Regions from separate parts of the Homo sapiens genome. Here region 2 is linked to region 1. A link is a contact called in ENCODE Hi-C or POLR2A ChIA-PET data. All regions are on one chromosome and are shown on one strand. The core of a region is the stretch at or near the end of the contact, and the rest is flanking DNA. Distances in the headings are between cores, read along the strand shown. Region 1 holds the start of PYCARD (PYD and CARD domain containing). Region 2 holds the start of MIR762HG (MIR762 host gene).

The links. Hi-C counts contacts between places; a loop is a spot of excess contacts on that map. ChIA-PET counts read pairs that join two places held with the same protein, here RNA polymerase II (POLR2A). Pooled maps may share reads with other maps.
Region 2: a loop to region 1 is called in a map of naive thymus-derived CD4-positive, alpha-beta T cell, with 5 times the contacts of the local background. The contact joins the promoter of MIR762HG here to the promoter of PYCARD in region 1. A Hi-C loop is called at or near these places in 1 of 168 maps with a recorded cell type or tissue (naive thymus-derived CD4-positive, alpha-beta T cell) and 1 of 50 pooled maps. POLR2A ChIA-PET finds 5 or more read pairs at or near these places in 2 of 52 experiments (CD4-positive, alpha-beta memory T cell and CD8-positive, alpha-beta memory T cell).

Annotation. Positions count from the first base shown.
Region 1 is chr16:31,201,206-31,205,155 of GRCh38, forward strand. It overlaps PYCARD (PYD and CARD domain containing), which reads right to left and starts at 1,555. Exons shown (of 3, transcript NM_013258.5): 1 at 1,212-1,555; 2 at 942-998; 3 at 281-636. The coding sequence starts at 1,485. The coding sequence ends at 380. It overlaps PYCARD-AS1 (PYCARD antisense RNA 1), which reads left to right and starts at 680. Exons shown (of 2, transcript NR_102400.1): 1 at 680-781; 2 at 1,255-2,247. RefSeq lists enhancers at 386-1,016, 1,206-1,435 and a silencer at 1,546-1,905.
Region 2 is chr16:30,873,804-30,877,961 of GRCh38, forward strand. It overlaps MIR762HG (MIR762 host gene), which reads left to right and starts at 1,657. Exons shown (of 3, transcript NR_110942.1): 1 at 1,657-1,683; 2 at 2,227-2,315. It overlaps MIR4519 (microRNA 4519), which reads right to left and starts at 1,520; the gene lies at 1,463-1,520. It also overlaps a transcript of BCL7C not described here. RefSeq lists enhancers at 185-940, 941-1,695, 1,230-1,489, 1,696-2,450, 1,760-1,969 and 1 more and a silencer at 2,370-2,429.

The DNA of each region.
Region 1 (3,950 bases), core at 305-2,804:
GCTGCCCACCAGTTTGCGCCCTTTGGTACATGCCTCTTTTAACCTTCGGACCTGGGTCACAGGCTGTTATCTATAATGGTAAGGTTAGACCCTTTAGGGAGCACTGGAGGAGCACCACCTGGTGAATGAGGAGGGATATTCCATGGCGATACCAGGAAGGATGGGGGAAGCATTTGGGGTGCCAGAGACCCTAGGGACATGGAGCTGGAGGCTGGGTGGCCTCTGAAGCATAGCTGAGCTCTGCACATGCCAGCAGGCTAGAAGCAGGAAAACACACAAGTTCAAGCTGGCTTTTCGTATATTGTGTATAAAAAGATCAGATTCAGGATGATTTGGTGGGATTGCCAGGGGCTGACCGGAGTGTTGCTGGGAAGGAGCCTCAGCTCCGCTCCAGGTCCTCCACCAGGTAGGACTGGGACTCCCTTAGGGCCTGGAGGAGCAAGTCCTTGCAGGTCCAGTTCCAGGCTGGTGTGAAACTGAAGAGCTTCCGCATCTTGCTTGGGTTGGTGGGCTCGGCCCGCACTGCCTGGTACTGCTCATCCGTCAGGACCTTCCCGTACAGAGCATCCAGCAGCCACTCAACGTTTGTGACCCTCGCGATAAGCGCAGCCCGGTGCTGGTCTATAAAGTGCAGGCCTGGGGGTGGGAGGAGAACATGAGCCAGCAGCCAGGGTGTGGGGCCTGTCCCTGCTGAACTTGAGTTCTTCAGGAATTCCTCTGCAAGCCTAGGGGCAGGGCTCCAGGGGGCGGCCACCAGGACCCCACATGCAGTGGGATGAGGGTAATATTGTCTCCCTTCCCCCGCAGGGTGTGGGTTGGTGGGTGGGGTGCGCAGGGTTGCCAAGCCGTGCCTGCCCTGCCCTGCCCTGCCCTGGTTGCGGGAGCACAGATGCAGGCTGTGCAGGAGTGCGGTGGGGCCGGGCTGGGTGTGGAGGCCTCACCTGGCTTGGCTGCCGACTGAGGAGGGGCCTGGATCCCAGCTGGCGCGGCTCCAGAGCCTGGAAGGATATGGGCCAAGTGATCCCCTTCCCTTCCCTTCCCGCCGTGGGGCCGGGGTCCCGTTGGTCGGTAGGCCAAGCGTGGGGAGCCTCCTTTCCGGTAGAGCAGCTTTGTTTAGGGGTAGGAGGAACAGAAAGCGGAAGAGCCCGCGGGGTAAGCGCTGGTGTGGGTGGAGGGGAAAGACGGGGTGGAGGGGAACGGGGGCGGCTCACCCTGGTGCGTGGCCGCCTGCAGCTGCCCGGCCATCTCCTGCAGGCCCATGTCGCGCAGCACGTTAGCGGTGAGCTCGGCGCCGTAGGTCTCCAGGTAGAAGCTGACCAGCTTGTCGGTGAGGTCCAAGGCGTCCATGGACAGCAGCGCGCCCCGCGGGATGCGCCCGTAGCCCTCGCGCAGCGGCACCGACAGCAGCTTCAGCTTGAACTTCTTGAGCTCCTCGGCGGTCAGGTTCTCCAGCGCATCCAGGATGGCGTCGCGCGCGCGCCCCATGGCTCCAGGATCCCCGGCCGCTGCCGCCGCTCACCCCGCTGCAGCCGCCGACCAGGAGGAAGTCGGCTCCGGGGCGGAACCTGGACTCCCCGCCTTCCTCCCACTCTGGTCTCCCGACTCCCCGCCCCGGTCCGTTGCCCTCCAGCAAAAGGCGCTTCCTTACTACACCCTTGGTCCCCTCCCACCCAGGCCTCTGGATTGGGGCCCCAGGCCGTCGGGGGACGCCAGGATCGCGCCCTCCAGCTGGCCTGCGAGGTGGGACCCGGGAGGGGGCCGCAGAGGGGCTCATGGGTGGCGCCTGCTTGTCTCTGGGCTTGCACCAGCGGGTACAGACCGGAAACCTGGGCTGGCTCTCACTGGGTTTATTGGAGCACCTAGGCTTAGAACCTCGGATTTCTAGAACCCCGAAACCTCCGCGGTTCCCCGAACCTTAGGATCCTCTCCCACATGTCGTAGAATCTTGGAATCATGACAGCTAGAAGCGTGAAGCTCCCTCAATTCCACATACTGGGGAAAAATGAGTTGTACAAAAGGGCAGAGAGTGCAAATCTCTCTGAGCTTCAGTTTCATTTTCTACGACATGGGGATAACCCTCCGGTGCTTATAAATATTCCAGCATAACATGGCCAACCCGATGGCTCCCGAAACCTTGCCAGATGCTTCCTAGGGGAGCCAGAATTTGATCCCAACACTGATTAAAAAAAAGAAAAAAGAAAGAGAGACAGCCTCCAGGAGATTAAAGACCATGAACTTGAAGCCATACAGTTCTTTGTTTGAATCCTGACTCTACTTCCCAAGGGGGATATTTGGAATCCTTTATTTTTCCCTCTCATCTGGGTTGTAACAATCACTGTTCCTTGTAGTCATACGACCCTGACATATTATACGTTTATATGCTTATTGGACATTCATCCCTCTCTAAAATGTGAGGCCTATGAGCATCGGAGACCTTAACTGTCTTATTCTTTGCTGAATTCCTAGCGTCAAGAATGTACCTGGAAATAGCTGTGTGTGGTGGAGGGCGCCTGTAATCCTAGCTACTAGGGCGGCTGAGGCATGAGAATCGCTTGAACCTCGGAGGCAGAGGCTACAGTGAGCCAAGATTGCACCACTGCACTCCAGCCTGGGTGACAGAGCTAGATTCCATCTGAAAAAAAAAAATGTATCTGGAACACATTAGGTGCTGAGTAAAGATTTGCTGAGTGAAGGAATGAATGAGGCTGTGATGCCTGCAGCATGTTGTATTCAAAAGCTTCCAGCATGGCTGGGTGCAGTGGCTCATCACGCATGTCATCTCAGTGCTTTGGGAGGCTGAGGCCGGAGGGTCACTTGAGCCCAGGAGGTTGAGGGTGCAGTGAGCTATGATTGTGCCACTGCACTCTGTGCCACTCGGCAACAGACACCTTGTCTCAAAAACAAACAAGACAACCAGGATGGGCCGGGCACGGTGACTCATGCCTGTAATCCCAGCATTTTGGGAGGGCGAGGTGGGTGATCAGGAGTTTGAGACCAGCCTGGCCAACAGAGTGAAACCCCATCTCTACTAAAAATACAAAAATTAGCCGGGCGTGGTGGCAGGTGCCTGTAATCCCAGCTACTGGGGAGGCTGAGGCAGGAGAATCGCCTGAACCCGTGAGGTGGAGGTTGCAGTGAGCTGAGATCACACCATTGCACTTCAGCCTGGGCAACAAGAGCGAAACTCCATCTCAAAACAGGAACAAAAACAAACAAACAAAAACCACGATGGGGAGCAGTGCTCTGCTACCCTGCTGAAAGCCTTTTTGTTGTTGTTGTTGTTGTTGTTTGTTTTTTCTTTTGAAGACAGGACCTCACTCTGTTGCCCAGGCTGGAGTACACCGGAGGGATTGTGGCTCACTGCAGCCTTGAACTCCTGGGCTCAAGCAATTCTCTCACCTCGGCCTCCTGAGTACCTGCGACTACAGTTGTGCCACCATGCCTGGCTAGTTTTTAAAATTTTTATAGAGAATGGGTTTCCCTATGTTGTTCAGGCTGGTCTCAAAGTCCTGGGCTCAGCAGTCCTCCTGCCTTGGCCTCCCAACATGCTAGGATTACAGGTGTGAGCCACTGTGCCTGGCCTTGCTCCCCATCCTTGTAGCATGTGGGCTGGGGTAAGCTGTGTGCCAACATCCTCACCATGGGTGGCACTTGTGGTCCAACAGCCAGTGTTCCTTGGCTCATGGATGTTTATCATGCCTTCTCACTGGCCTTTATCCTTCCAGAATCTCCATTTCCTTTTGTGCACTGTGGCCAGAAGGATACATCTTCCTAACCCACACATATGATCCTGCACCTGCCTGGCTCAGAGACCCCCTCATGACTCCCCAGTGCCCTCAAACTCAAGTCCCAAGCCCTTGGCTTGGCCTTCAAGGTCCTTGCCAACCTCTTCAGCTGCCCCTTCCAGCTTGCTGATCCGTGAACCTCCGCCCCTGTGGGAGCTGCTCTCT
Region 2 (4,158 bases), core at 407-2,906, 330 kb before region 1:
TCGAGTCCCTGCACTCCATCCTGGGCCACAGAGCTACACTGTCTCAAAAAAAAAAAAAATTGTACAGATATATATACACACACACACATATAGAAAAATTATATAATTTTTCCTCCTCTCTCTATATACATATATATATAGATATATGTATACACACACACACACACACACAGAGGAAGGTATAGGTGTCAAACCTTTTTTTTTTTTTTTGAGACAGATTCTTGCTCTGTGGCCCAGGCTAGAGTGCAGTGGTGCGATCTTGGCTCACTGCAACCTCTGCCTCCCGGGTTCAAGGGATTCTCCTGCCTCAGCCTCCCGAGTAGCTGGGATTACAGGTGTGTGGCACCACATCCGTCTAATTTTTGTATTTTTAGTAGAGACAGGGTTTCACCATGTTGGCCAGACTGGTCTTGAACTCCTGACCTCAAGTGATCTGCCCGACGTGGCCTCTTAAAGTGCTAGGATTACAGGCGTGAGCCACTGAGCCCAGCCTAAATTCAATTATTAAACTCCTTGAGTTAATTAAAGGGTAGCCAGGTGCGGTGGCTCATGCCTGTAATCCCAGCACTTTCAGAGGCCGAGGCAGGAGGATCGCTTGAGCCCAGGAGTTCCAGACCAGCCTGGACAACATAGCGAGATCCTGACTCTACAAAAAACAGAAAAATTAGCCGGGCGTGGTGGCGCGTGTTTGTAGTCCCAGACACTCCTGAGGTTGAGGTGGGAGGATCACCTGAGCCCTCGGGAGGTCGAAGCTGCAGTGAGCGGAGATCGCACCGCTGCACTCCAGCCTGGGGGACAGTGAGGCGGTCTCAAAACAAAACAAAAACAAAAGGGGAGGGCGGGGGGAAGACTTAAAGACCCCTGAGCCAGGGCCATTATTATTTAACTTGGTCGGGTCTCTGAACCATTCGGAGGAAGCTTGGGTTTCTATCCTTCCCGACTGAGCCACAGACCTGAGTCTTGACTCCGGATAAATCACCCCAGACTGTTTTTCTGTCTGTGACACGGGAACGGCAGCTTCTGCCTCGCGAGGTGGAGAGAGAATGAGAAGCGCCGTGTGTGGCGCGCCTGACACGGTCAGCTCGCGGGTGGAGGCCCGGAGCAGAACGCCCTCGGGCGCCCGCTCTTGCAGCCGCACTGGAGACCGGGAATGGCTCCGGCCACGCCTCTGCCGACTGCGGCAACGCGAGGGACAGCTGGTCTCCGGGGTTGCAGCGTAACGCCCTCCTTCCCGGCCTCATCTTTCCTGACTGCATAACGGGCATACAGTGGGTTCCATGGCGCAAGGGAGCTGAAGAAGCCGCCCGCCCCCAGCTCGCCCGGGATCCTCACGCCCCTATAACGCCCCGAGGGGCCACGATGCTGCCCACAGCCCAGATCGCGAGTGCGGACCCTGCGGGAGGGTCTGGCCTAGATGCGAGTTTCCCGCCGCAGACCAGGCGAGGCCACGCGACATATCCCCTACCCGCTTACTGCAGGCCGCAGACGGAGACAGTGCAGCCCTGCGCACTGCTGAGGTTGCCCGAGGTCTCAGCCTCGGCGGGTCGGGAACACGCGGCGCGCGCCCGCGCCCCAACCGGAAGTCCGCCACCGGCCGCTCTAGCACGCGCAGGGCTGCGTCTGTGGCCTTAACCCTTCCCAAGGCTGCGCCGCCGGCCTTTGTCTCCGCGGAGCGTCACAAAGGTTGGAAGGGTCGCGGGGCCTCTGGGTGCCGAGCTGCAGATGCCTCCACTGCGAGCACAGCCCTGAGACAAGGGCCCAGGCGCCCAGCGGGGCTGGTTTCACTCAGTCCAGCCGCACCTACCCGTGCCCTCACCAGATCTTAAGATACAGACATTAAAACCTCCACCGGGCCGCGGCACAGGACAGCAGTTTTACTTTCTGTTTTTGGCATTGCATTGCCTCCATTTCCTAGAGTGCACGTAATAAATACCGCTGGTGATTCCAAAATATAAAGGTTGAAAATATTTACTTTACAAAAATTTGGTTCCCATACTGCTTTTAAGGCCATCCTCTGCACTTGGTTCCCGCTGCTCCTGATGTGGTTGAAAGATGGATGACCCCAAAGACGAGGAAAAGATTATTGGCTCCATTTTTTAGATGCGGCAGCCAGCTAAGGTCTAGACAGGGGAAGGGACTTGCCCCAAATCACAGTTAGAGCAAATCAGTCTGAATCAGGAATAACTCCATTCCTATCCCGCATCCTGCCCTTTCACTACGCCACAGCTGCCTGGCTGCCTGGAGGAACAAAGGAGGGCCGGGCAAGAACGCCATTACCAACTGCAAATCCACAGGCAAATGCAAGAGGACAGAAAGTAAGTTCTTGGGCTCTGCCCTTGTGCCGTACCCGGAGGGGTTCTGGGGTCACCAGCCAGGTGCATCCCTGCCTTCACAGCCATGCACAGCGACACCCAGTTAACTAATGGGGGGGATTATGCCACTTGCTGGGTATGCCTGTGCCACCAGTGCACTCACTCTGTGCCTGGGGAAATAACCACGGATGAATCTGGGGATCCCCTGGGCCCACTGTGAAATGGACCTGAGCTAAAACTCCATTGATCACAGGACCTCAGGGATCTTTTGGGTCTCGAGAACAGAATTGGATGCTACAGGAGAAATGTAACCAGAAAAGGATTAGGATTTTGCCAGTAGAGAAAGGGAGATGTGCTTGCTTTCATTCATTTATCATTAATGAGCACCTACTGTATGCCAGGCACCACACTAGGCCCTAGGAAGACAGAGATTATGAGACAGATGTGGCCTTATTCTAGCAGGGGAAGTGAGATGAAGGAGGTGAGAAAGAGGAAGTATAGTGACTAACCAGGGACCTGACCTAGTTTGAAGGTCAGGGAACCTTGGAGGAGGTGAAATCAAACCCAAAGCCTGAGATAAGAGAGAGAAGGGGAGGGTGGAGGGAAGGAAAGGGCTTCACAGACAGAGGGAACGGGAGTGCTAACAGCCTGGCCAGCTTCCTTGTGGTAGAAGTTCTATGCATGAGTTGGAAGAAAGCTTGGGGAAAGGGGCAGGAGAGGTGGGCAGGGGCCAAATCCAGCAGGGGCTTTTCTACCATAAGGAACTTGGTGGGAGAACTCCATGGGCAAAAACAGGTGTGGAAGGGACCAAGAAGCCCATGTGGCTGGAGGGCAGGACATGAGATGAAGATGACTAGAGCAGGGAGTGAGGAGGTGGAGAAGGTGAGCAGAGGCCAAGGCTGGGAGGCCTGAAATGCCTGGCCGCAAAACTCAGCCATTAGCCTGGAGGCCATGCAAGTGAACAGCAAGGAGGAGAGTGGAACACCAGGGAGCGGTAGGGATTGCGGGGACTGAAGGGCAGAGACTCCGCCCCCAGGGCAGTCAGTGTTCTGCACCCCCTACCCCCCTACCCCACCAACCTCCGCCCCATGACCACTCCAGGAGGCAAACTCAGTATCTCAGAATATCTGCTTTCAAGGGTAGCTGGAGTCCAGATTTCTTTTTTTATTTTTGGTAGAGACAGGATCTTGCTCTGTCGCGCAGGTTGAAGGGTAGCAACACATAGCTCACTGTAGCCTCAACTCCTAGGCTCAAGCAGTCCTCCTGCCTCAGCCTCCCAAAGTGCTGGGGTTACAGTGTGAGGCACGTCACCCGGCCTGAGTCCAGATTTTTTTTTTTTTTTTGAGACGGAGTCTCGCTCTTTCACCAGGCCCGAGTGCAGTGGCACTATCTCGGCTCACTGCAAGCTCCGCCTCCTGGGTTCAGGCCATTCTCCTGCCTCAGCCTCCCGAGTAGCTGGGACTACAGGCACCCGCCACCGCGCCCAGCTAATTTGTTGTATTTTTAGTAGAGATGGGGTTTCACCGTGTTAGCCAGGATGGTCTCGATCTCCTGACCTCGTGATCCACCCGCCTCGGCCTCCCAAAGTGCTGGGATTACAGGCGTGAGCCACCGCGCCCAGCCTAGTCCAGATTTTTATATGAAATCACTTGATTTTAATGTTGCCAACATGTTCAACACCATGTAAGCCAAACAAATCACATTCACAGGCTCACAGCTCCAAGCTTTGCAGCATGTTAGCATCACCTGAGGAGCTTGTAAAAATCCCAGGGCCCTTGGCCGGGCGCAGTGGCTGATGCCTGTAATCTCAGCACTTTGGGAGGCCAAGGCGGGTGGATCACCTGAG